2 separate regions of the Homo sapiens genome follow, and region 1 is linked to region 2. A link is an interaction called in ENCODE POLR2A ChIA-PET data of the cell type or tissue named here. Cell type or tissue: GM12878. All regions are shown on one strand. Links, peaks and the distances in the headings refer to the core of each region. The heading gives the core; the rest is flanking DNA. Region 1 overlaps TTC9 (tetratricopeptide repeat domain 9). Region 2 overlaps LINC01269 (long intergenic non-protein coding RNA 1269).

The links. ChIA-PET counts read pairs that join two places held together with the same protein. Peaks named below come from ENCODE experiments on the same cell type or tissue, not always from the same donor. Only the 100,000 strongest peaks of a DNase experiment are listed, where the experiment ranks them.
Region 1: POLR2A ChIA-PET joins it to region 2 with 6 read pairs; 12 of 35 experiments call an interaction of 5 or more read pairs at or near these places.

The regions. Positions count from the first base shown.
Region 1 is chr14:70,644,409-70,649,787 of GRCh38, forward strand. All of the region lies in intron 1 of TTC9 (tetratricopeptide repeat domain 9), which reads left to right. Among named protein-coding and RNA genes, the nearest start is that of TTC9, 5.2 kb to the left of the region's middle. In GM12878, for the core only: no CTCF peak of the experiment used is centred there; no DNase peak of the experiment used is centred there; H3K4me3 peaks cover 3,024 bases; H3K27ac peaks cover 893 bases.
Region 2 is chr14:70,704,390-70,709,768 of GRCh38, forward strand. The region is part of intron 3 of LINC01269 (long intergenic non-protein coding RNA 1269); the gene reads left to right. Among named protein-coding and RNA genes, the nearest start is that of LINC01269, 8.4 kb to the left of the region's middle. RefSeq lists an enhancer at 2,769-2,968. In GM12878, for the core only: no CTCF peak of the experiment used is centred there; a DNase peak (open chromatin) is centred at 2,962; H3K27ac peaks cover 1,736 bases.

The DNA.
Region 1 (5,379 bases), core at 56-5,055, 60 kb before region 2:
TAATTGTGTGTGCTGTTAGGCATCCTCCATACATTGTCTCTTTAAATCTTTATAATCTATGTAAAAGAAATATGATCATCAGTTTTGCAGAGAAAAAGCTCAAGGCTCCGGAGCCATTCTTCTCCAAAGGCAATGTTCTTGTCATCATACTTTGATGCACAAAGTCAGCATCCTCTGGGCCTCTGTCTCACTTGAGCCCAATTTCAGGTGGGCTCCAAAGCCTTGCACTTTGGAAATTCCTTTGGGAGATCTCAGGCCTGGTAACCAGGAGAAAGAAATAGAATACTTTGATTCAAGGCTCTAACGGGCTATTTCCAAATGTCAAGTCTCACAAAAGAACGAAAAGAGTGATTATAAGCAAAGCAATTTTGTCAAAGCCAAAATTCAGCTAGGAGGATGGTTCAACTTAAAAGTCACTCTGGGGCTGGGTGCGGTGGCTCACTTCTGTAATCCCAGCACTTTGGGAGGCCGAGGCGGGCGGATCACGAGGTCAGGAGATCGAGACCATCCTGGCTAACACGGTGAAACCCCGTCTCTACTAAAAATACAAAAAATTAGCCGGGTGTGGTGGCGGGCACCTGTAGTCCCAGTTACTGGGGAGGCTGAGGCAGGAGAATGGCATAAACCCGGGAGGCGGAGCTTGCAGTGAGCCGAGATCGTGCCACTGTACTCCAGCCTGGGCGACAGAACGAGACTCTGTCTCAAAAAATAAAAAATAAAAAATAAAAAAGTCACTCTGGGGAGAAGTGGAAGCCTTATGTTTGTTTCCTTCAGGGCTATGTATAAAATCAGTGATGACTATTTCAGAAGTCCCAGCTAATAGGAAAGTATCCTTTCTTGTCAGATTACAAAATAATCAATGCCTCTAATATGTATTTTCTTTTGTAAAACACTAAAACGTTTAAAGAAGAAAATACACAATTACCTCTAATCCAGTTAGAAACCCACTGTGGTGTATTTCCTTCCTGTATTTTTTTCTGTGAATAAATGTAAACAGTTTACAAAGCTGAGGTCCTCCTGTGTATACAATCAGGTATCCTGCTTTTAATCCCAGTTATTTATGTCAGAAGCATTTTCACATTTCATGAAAATATTTTCATGAAGATTATTTTAAATAGCAACAGAAAAGTTTTACATGTGTATTTATACTTCTCATTGGCTAGAAAGGAAGGAAAGATGATCACTGGTATTGCTGTTAGAGCCAGAACAGTGCAGCATGGCCCATGAGATATCTTTTCCCCTGTGTGCCTGCTAAAAGGAAGGAGACCAGCAACTGGAGGTTTATTCTGGAAGAAAGGCCACTGACCCTTCGACCAGGTCTGCAGCACCAGCTGAGTAGCCCAACAAGCTCCAGGTTCTGGGGGAGTCTGAATATATTTAATCAAGGATCCATCCTCCTTCTACACAAAGCTGTGCATAGAGAGACAGGACTGGGTTTTAGGAGGAAGTTGGACTACTAGCCCAGAAGTACCTGGAAAATTAAGCTGTGTTGCTAAGGGCATCGCTGCTCCAAACAAGAGGTGGTTATGAGGCTTCTGGAATACATCTAGGCTCAGTGAACCCTTGTACTCCACATGGAAGCCTCCAAAAGAATAGCAAGAGGACAGCTAGAATGTGCTAAGAGATGTCGGTCTAAAAACCTATTTGGATGACTTGAGGGGACGCATGAAGGGTGTGCAGGCAATTTGCAAAGGGCACCAGGTTGTGGTCTCTTCTGGCTGGGATTTCCTTTTGGTTGGAAGAGATCTGGCCAGTTGTGCTGGGCCCCTGGGTGTAATTTTTGCGTATCTTGTTTTCCAGGAAATTCAAAGAAATAGGTAGGGATCGTTCTGTTTCTACGGAATTTTGAATGATCCTGATACAATGATTAGAAAAGATATCCTGACCTTCCTGGGGAGACATAGGAATCTGATCTTTACAGAGGCTACAAAGGAAGCATGTATTGGCCTGTTGATGGACTCTTCTTGACATTGAACAAGACACAGGACTCCCCTGGGGCCTTGGAATGTTCAGTGTAGAACCCTTTGAAGGGCAGAGTCTTTTGCCCTACATCTGTTCCTGTGGGGCTGTGGTGGCCCTAGCAGAAGTGTGATCAAAGGGATACAACACACAATAACTTTGTTGGTATTTTCAAATGATGTTCAAGGCTCGAATGCCAGCAGTAGAGATGGAAATCAACAAACCATGGCATTGGACCTGAAGGCTAGGAGCTTGTGCCTCTGTCCCTGGGATACCTTGTGACCTTGGATAAGCCCCTGCCATTTTACTTTACCTCCATTTTCCCATCTACTCAGAGCTATGTTTAGGAGATTTTTGTTGATCTTACCAAAGGGGCAGCTAATATCCATTGATCCCAATTGAAGCCTTGGGATAGGGATGTGGCAAGGCCTAGAAGGAAGTCACACTGGGAAATGCCTGGGATGGTGCTGGTTTGAAACAAGCTTTGCTTTTCAGTGCTTGTGGACACGTCTTAAAGCCATGGGATCAGAGCCAGCCACATAATTTGCAGGGCCCAGCATGAAATGAAATGTAGGACTCTTTGTTGAAAAGGCAGGGAGGAAGTGTCGCTAAAGATCCTGAAAGATAAAGCTTTTCTCTTTCTTTTGTTCTCTCTTTCTCTTGACTTGACATGGTGTTTTGCATTTGCTATTTGATGTCATTGCAAATAAAAAATTTTAAAATTTAATTATTAGCATAGATTTTACTATTCTTTATGATGTGTGGTGCCAGTTTTAAATGAACTTATAGGAACACTTTACTTATATGAGGAATTATAAAAATTATACAATTTATACTTCTGTAGCTCATACATGCATATGTATTTATTCTTACTAGAACAGTGGAAATGCTGCACCAAATAAACTAAACTATTTTTATTTCACTTTTTTATATGTGTACTTTATATGCATACTTCATATGTGCACTTTCCACCAGGCTTTCAGATGAGCCAGGAAAGGAAAAGGGAATACACGTGACCCTACCCTTTCCTTCTGTGTCATCATTTTCAGCATGAGTGGTTGGCTAATATGGGAAAGCAACATAGGTAGGAAAGGATATGATAGGGTTCCTAGATTATTTGTGTTTCTGAGAACATTTTTTTTTGTCCATGTTTGAAGCCATTTCTAGTTTGAATGGAAAGAATGGCCCTTTGGGACTGGCAGCATATTCATTTAGTTATGGGCATAATTAAGTCTTGATGAACTCTCACGCATCATGGGGCTCCTAGAATTCTTTGCTCCTGGGGCATTGTGAATGCTATATGCAAATGGGGCAGCAGAGAGTGGTATTGTGCCCATCTCCTCTGTCCCTGCTCATGCTGTGTTGTCCCATCAGACTTCACTTAAACAAAACACAAGTTTAAAGATAAAGTGACTAAGAATTTCAAGAAGGCAATAGCAGAGTATTAAATGAAGTACAGGTTCCTTCTGAGTGTGGGGCTCTATGCAACAGCACAAGTTGCCCACCCTTGAAGCCAGCCCTCAATGGGACACCAGAAGATGGCTGGATGGATACATCTGAGGTGGACAAAATTGGATACAGACTCTAAGGCAGAGTCTAAGAACAAAGGGTATTCAACAGATGTTGGTGTAAAGATGGATGAGTTACAAATTTAAAAACTCAGTGGTGAAAAGGAGGTCAGGGGCTAGAGACAAGCAGTAACCTTGCAATCAGAGGATGAATTCCTAGGGTAAGGATTGGTCAAAAGAAGGGAAAAGAATATAGGCCTCATGTCAAGATGCTCAGCCAAGATCTTGCCATCCCGATGGGAGAGCTTGACTGGCTAAGCTGTTGTTGACCTGGGGCTGTTCCTTAGGTAGCACCTTGACCAATAAATCTTAAGGGTCAAGTAAATGGGGCTTGTAATACCTTCTTCCAAGGAAGAAAGTGAGAATTGAAACTTGCAGAATGCTTTCAAGGAAGGTACTGGGAAGAACATTACAAATTTAGACACTGGGCTGAGTTCCTAAAGTGGATTTGGAAGCTCCTTAGTCCACCTCCAAGGGAAATAAGTCAGGTGGCTTTTAGCCAGGAACTCTTTAGGACATCTTGAAATCAGAGTCCCTACAGCCAAAATACATGGGAGTGCCCCCTCCAAGGCAAGGAAATTCATCTGCAAAGCAGACAGGAAGGCCAAGATGTGGAGCAGCCAAAAGCAGCTCCCAGAGCTTTCACTGGTTGTGGGTGACCTCCAGATTCACTATAAGGAAATCCTCTCCTCACAGCTGTTCTCTTTCACCACCAGACTGTGCCTACTCCAAACAGCTAGGATGAAAACTGAATGTTTCAATCAACCAACTAGAGATTTCCTAAGCCCCTTTGGGAAGGCAGATGTCCATATTTGGAACAAAATTTTCCGTTTCACCCAGATGATTAGTGTGGCCCAGACACGGAGCAGCAACTCTAAGGTCTAGCTCGGACAATGGTACCAGACTTAAAAAAAACAAAGATAATGCTGCAGGGATTAAAGGAGTTTAGCCTAACTGTGGTATTTATATGGCCTTGGAATTATTTATTACCACTGTAAAGCTCACTATCTTATACAGACGTACAATGTCATATCCCCAGCAAAAGTGTGAAGTGGTACTAACAAGCTCAAGATTTCTGTAAAATCAGAATTTTGATTTTGGATTTGGATATGACCCCAAACCCTATATAGGTACATGGATTCACCTGTCAATACTACCAGCTTGTCATCCCACATGAGCTAGGCATTTCCAATCATAGGGATATTCACCACCATCTGAAGCAAACTTTTTGACAACCACCACCACCAAAACAACTATAATAATAATGGTATCAGTAATGACAGAAAGGATTACCATGATGAGGCCAGCACATAGTAGATGTTCCACAAATGTGTTTGAAATGAATGAAAATGCTTTTCCCAGCATCTGTCTCTTGTTAGGGATCCAATAAATTCAATCATTCCATTAACGTTTATTGAGCACTTATTATACACCAGACTCCAGGCTTGGGGGCTGGGTATATAGCAGTTAATATGAAGGACAAGATCCCCGCCTTACATGAACTTATGTATATATAATTTCATTTGATCTGTACAACTCTGTGAGACAGAAAAGTCAACCTTGGAACAGTTAACATCACTTGCCCATGGTCACATAGTGGTATATGGCAAACTGGGATCTCTCAACCACTGGGTCTGTAATTCCAAAGCCTGCAGTTTTAGCCATTCACCCTACCACCTCCATCTTTAGGGGTTTCTTCCTTAGATAATAAAACTTGTCTCACTGAAATTTCTTTTAATCCATCAATATTCTACTCTTTGAAGCAACACAGAGTATATATCATCTCTGTAGCAAAGACAAGCTTTGACATTTTTAGGGTAACTCTCTTGCCCATCTTCCAGTCTTTCCTTCT
Region 2 (5,379 bases), core at 175-5,174:
GGCAGTCATCTACAAGCCAAGAAGAGAGCCTTCATCAGAAACGGACCCTGCTACTCCTTGATCTGGGACTTCCAGTCTCCAGAACTGAGAAAAACATACACTTCTGGTGTTTAAGCCACCCAGTTTGTGGTATTGTGTTATGGCAGCCCAAGCAGATAGATAAAGATTCTACCTCCAAACAGTCACATTCTGCGGAACAGGAGGTTCTGACTTCAACCTATAAATTTGTAGGGGGGACACAATTTAGCCATAATAAGCATACTATAGATGCCCAGGAAATACTTCTTATCTATCTGATTAAAAGACTCAGAAAGAGAAAGGCTAATCATACCGTTAACTAACTCCTGTGCACAGGGCCACTCAGCAATGTTTTGACATGTTACTCCTCCTCTTGCTTCCCCTTAGAACTCAATATTCTCTTTGGCTGTTAAGACCACTCTCTCTAAGTTCTTTTCCTTCTTCTCAGGCCACTCCTTCATCTCCTGAGTTCCTCTACCTCCGGCCATCCTTTAAAAGTCAGCATTCTATAGTCTTATTCTCCTCACTCTAAGCTCTTTCCACGGTGATCTCATGGACTCCACTGCTGCAATCATCGTTTGCATCTGATGGTTCTCAAATCCATAGCTTCCACTCACACCTCTTCTAAACAGCTTGTCCAAAGCACTAACAGAGCCAGCCATGGTGGTGTGCACCTATAATCCTAGCTTCTCAGGAGGCTGAGCAGGGAGGATTGTTTGAGGTTAGGAGGTCAAGGTTGCAGTGCACTATGATCATGCCTGTCAATAGTCACTGGTCTCCAGACTGGGCAACATAGTGAGACCCCACCTCAAAAAAAAAAGCACTAACAGGTCTATTTGGTTATCCTCCTAGTATCATCACTTCAATATGCTCTAAACTGGATAATTTGTCAATCCCCTACATCTTCTCCACCATGATTCACTCTCCTCCTCAATACACACACACATACACACACACACACACACATTGTTCCTTCTCTTAAGCTCATCTCAGTGAACCATATCACCATCTCCCCAGAACTAAAGTCTTCCTAAATTCCTATATTCAGTCCCCAAATCCCATCCAGTTTGACTTCTTAATACCTTTTTCCATCCCCTCTTCTACCAGTTTATTTTGGGCTGCTGTCATCTCTCATTTAGATTACAAAAACAATATTCTTTCTAATCCACCTGCCTTTAACCCACTCTTTTCCCCTCAATCAAAGTGATTTTCTAAAACATAAACACAATGCTACCACTCCTCTGATGAAAACCTTTTAAAAACTTGCCATTGGCCTTAGACACATTTTCGAAGTCCTTAGTCGGGCAAAATAATTCTTCACCCCTGGGTCCTTCTTCTCTACTCCACTTCATCTCCTGCCCACCCCCTACACACCTTACACTCTTTATTCTTCATTTACAGTTTCCCAAAGAGCTCTATACTCTATACCTCCAGCTTTTACACGTTTTTCACCATGTTTGGACGCCTCCTGGCTAATTTCTGTTGATATTGCAAATCTCAGTTTAGACATTACCTCCTTGAAGAAGCCTAATCAGCCCTTGAGAACCAATTCCTCTGGATCTTCTTCCCTGGAACCAACTGTCTCCCTCACCTTCAGGCACATTAACCCCTTCCTGACAGCTCATTTCCTAACACCTGTGCTCCTCTTATACTTTGTTCATATATTTATTAAAGCATTCATTCAGCTTTGCACTGCTGCTCCCCCACTGTATGCAGGCTCCTTGGGGACAGAAACTGTCTGGTTTCTGTGCTACAAGTCATCTGTTTTTTCTTCCATATCCCCTCCCTGCCCTTCTCTGCCCTCCTGTGAGCCCCAGGAGGCTGACCTGCAGTAAATACATAAATGGAATTCAGCCACTGCAGAGAAGAGGGTGAAGTCAAGGTCAAGGTCATCATTTCACCAGCTAGATGAGCCCTTCAACCAAAGCACAGCTTCTGCCCAGTGGCCCTCTCCATCTGACTCATTACTTCTGGATTCTGGGAATTGTCTCTCCCTTTATCCCTTCAGCCTAGGCTTGATAATATCTTCCTGATGTTACTGGCTCCAAGAGACAGCACTACCCCTTGTTTTCCTGCACTCTGCCCTCCCCTTTGAAAATAGTCTCTTTATTAAATTCTCCTCAAATTACCAATTACCCAATTTAAGTTTGCCAGGACCCAATTAATTTCCTCTTTTAGTTTCTGGCAAAGATTCTAGCACATAAATGTTGAATGAATGGATGAATGAATAAATGAATTGAGGAAAACAACTCAAGCCATTGCCTAGCTTGGCTTATTCATCCTCCATTTCACAAGGAGAAAAAAATGATTTCTCAGTTTAGAACCTGAAACTCGGTCTGGCATGGTGGCTCATACCTGTAGTCCCACCACTTTGGGAGGCCGAGGTGTGCACCTTATTTGAGCCCAGAAGTTTGAGACCAGCCTGGGCAACATGTCGAAACCCCTTCTCTACAAAAAAATACCAAAATTAGCCGGGGGTGGTGGCGTGTACCTGTAGTCCCAACTACTCAGGAGGCTGAAGTGGGGAGATCAATTGAGCCTGGGAGGTCGAGGCTTCAGTGAGCTGTGATTATGCCACTCCAGCCCGGGTGACAGAGTGAGACCCTGTCTCAAACAAACAACAACAACAAAAGAACTTGAAATTCAAATGAGACAGTTTTAGGGTCAGTGAAGAAGGGGATCCTTGGGACGCTTTTGGCAGAAGGCAGGTCTGGGGAATGGGAAAGAGGCTGTTGGGCAGATGTCCTTTGCTATAGCAGTCCCTGAGGTTTGCAGGGTGCTGGGCTCCCCAGAGAGAACTGTATTTCCTGCAATGACTCTGTGCCATGTTGGGTGGGAATGATTCTCATGCCTTCCTTTTCTTTCTCTTGGGCTTTCCCCTAGAGAAGGGATTAGAAAATCACTAGATGGTTACTTCCTCCAACCTCCCACTCAAATCCAGCAACCTGAAATTCAAGCTCAAGAGGTGTGGGAGGGAAAGCCCAGCAATCATCAAAGCAGGAGACTCTACATTCATGAGCAGATCTGGGCCAAGGCCACAGCTGGGGGGGCAGGATCCTCTGAGATGAGTCACAAACCACACACCCCTGTGGAGTCCTCCAATAGTCCCAGCACTGTTCAAGCTGGGAGGGACCTCAGTGCTCATTATACCATCAGAACCCGGCCCACGGAGGGGAAGCAATTGCCCAAGATCACACAGTAATCTGGGGGCAAAGGAGGTGTTAGAACCTAGGTCACCCAGTTAATAAACTTGCCATCTCATTGCCACACCACACTGCCTCCTGAGACCAGCGGATGCTTCCAAGATGTCAGGTATCAGCAGAAGGAACAGGCTCCCAAAAGAAGAGGCCAGACAGACAGTGCAGGTCTGCTGCGCTATGTGCTTTGGAGAAGAGAATTAGCACTAGTCAAGCTATGGTTACACACAAGGCCATGGCCATACATTGTTGGGGTCAATAGTACTGGTTCTGCAACACACACTGGGGCCTGTTGGGGGCAGTGGGGGAAGGAGACCATCAGGATGAATAGCTAATGCATGCGGGGCTTAGTACCTAGGTGATGGGTTGATAGATGCAGCAAACCACCATGGCACACGTTTACCTATGTAACAAACCTGCACATCTTGCACATGTACCCCAAAACTTAAAATAATAAAGAAAAAAAAATAGTACTGGTTCTGAGCTCATACAAATATGGGTCTGAATTTTGCGTGACCTTGAATAGGTGACCCAACTTTTCTAAGCCTCAGTTTCCTCACCTGTAAAATGAAGGTTAAAAGAATACTCGCCTCATAGGATTTTTGTGGGGACTAAATAAGGTGATTTATGTAAAGCACTTAGCACATTTAAAAGCTGGCACTGAATAAGCACTCAATATATGTTGGCCATTATTTTTCCCTATAGCAATGATATTGTATTTAATTCTCATGCCATCCTTTTAAGAGAGACAGGACATGAGCTTGGTAAGTTACTTGCTCAAATTTATGTATTCATTTATATTTGTTAAGCTCCTACCAAGGGGCTGGATTCCATTCTGGACTCTGGGGATATGGCAATGAATAAAGGCAACAAAAATCCCTGCCCTCATGGAGCTTTCATTGTAGTTGGGGCAGACAGACAATCAACAAAAAGTACAAGTGAATTATATGAAATGCCAGAGGGAGATAAGTGTCATTGAGAGACATAAAACAAGGGAGATGATGGAGAGAGGGAGGGGAGGGTTGCAGTTTTAGAGAGAGTGGTCATGGAAAGCCTCCACATGATGGTGATAAAGAAGCTAAAAAGAAATTATTTAGGCAGTTGATGAGGGTAAGAGAGTCCTCAGTCAGGCTTCCCTTTTAACAAAAAGCAGGCCCCAAATCATTTCTTTTCTAACAAAGAGCCACCTGTAAAATCAATCTGCAGACATAAATAAGCAAGCTGGAAGCTTGCATAGGTAAATGCCGGCAGCTGTGCCTATAGGAAAAGGCTACCTGGGGGCCAGGTGTGTTCAACATGGGAGGTTCCCTCTTCCCTTTTCTTTGTAACCACATGTGAAGTAGAAAGGCAGGCAACCCATGCCAGCCAGGTAGAGACTCCATCTGTATAATAAAAGATTAGGGTGGGATGGCCAGCTTCTTTGTGCGCTATGCGAATAGTGCACCTGGTCCTACCAATCTCGCAGGCCCTATGTAAATCAGACACCACCTCCTCAAGCTCGCCTATAAAACTCCATGCATTTCACCACAGAACCAGAAAACCCACTCAGGAGTCCTTCTTTCTCTCTCTGTAGGAGAGAGAACTATTCTCTTTTCTTTCTTCGCCTATTAAATGTCTGCTCTTAAACTCACTTCTTGTGCATCTGCGTCCTTGATTTCCCTGGTGTGAGACAACAAAGCTCGCATATTACCCCAGACAAATGACGCCGCTACAATGGCATTGAGCAAGGGTCTGAAGAAGGGAAGGGGGTAGGCTTGTGGCTCTCACAGGGAAGAGCATTCCAGAGAAAAGTAAGCGTGCGTGGAAAGGCCCCGAGGCAAGCAAAGGAGAGCCTGGAGGCGAGTGCTCTGAAACAGGAGTGCAGGGAGGAGCCATGGGCGCTGAAATTAGAAAACACCCTTAATTATGGTGCTGGGAGCTGAGATTCAAACTCAGAACTAGTTCCCAAGTCCTTGCTCAGCCCCATTGCAGGCACCCTAGATGACAGGCTGGTGTGATTGAGTTGATTCTGTTCTTTCTAAAGAGGGTTTTGTGTGGTCCAACACTGGATATCAGGTAGTGGGGGTGAAGAATTCCATTTCAAAGTAAGTGTAATGTCTCTATCTTCGGAATCAAAAATCAGAATATAAATTTCAATAAGTACATGAACTTACAAGCAGGTAGA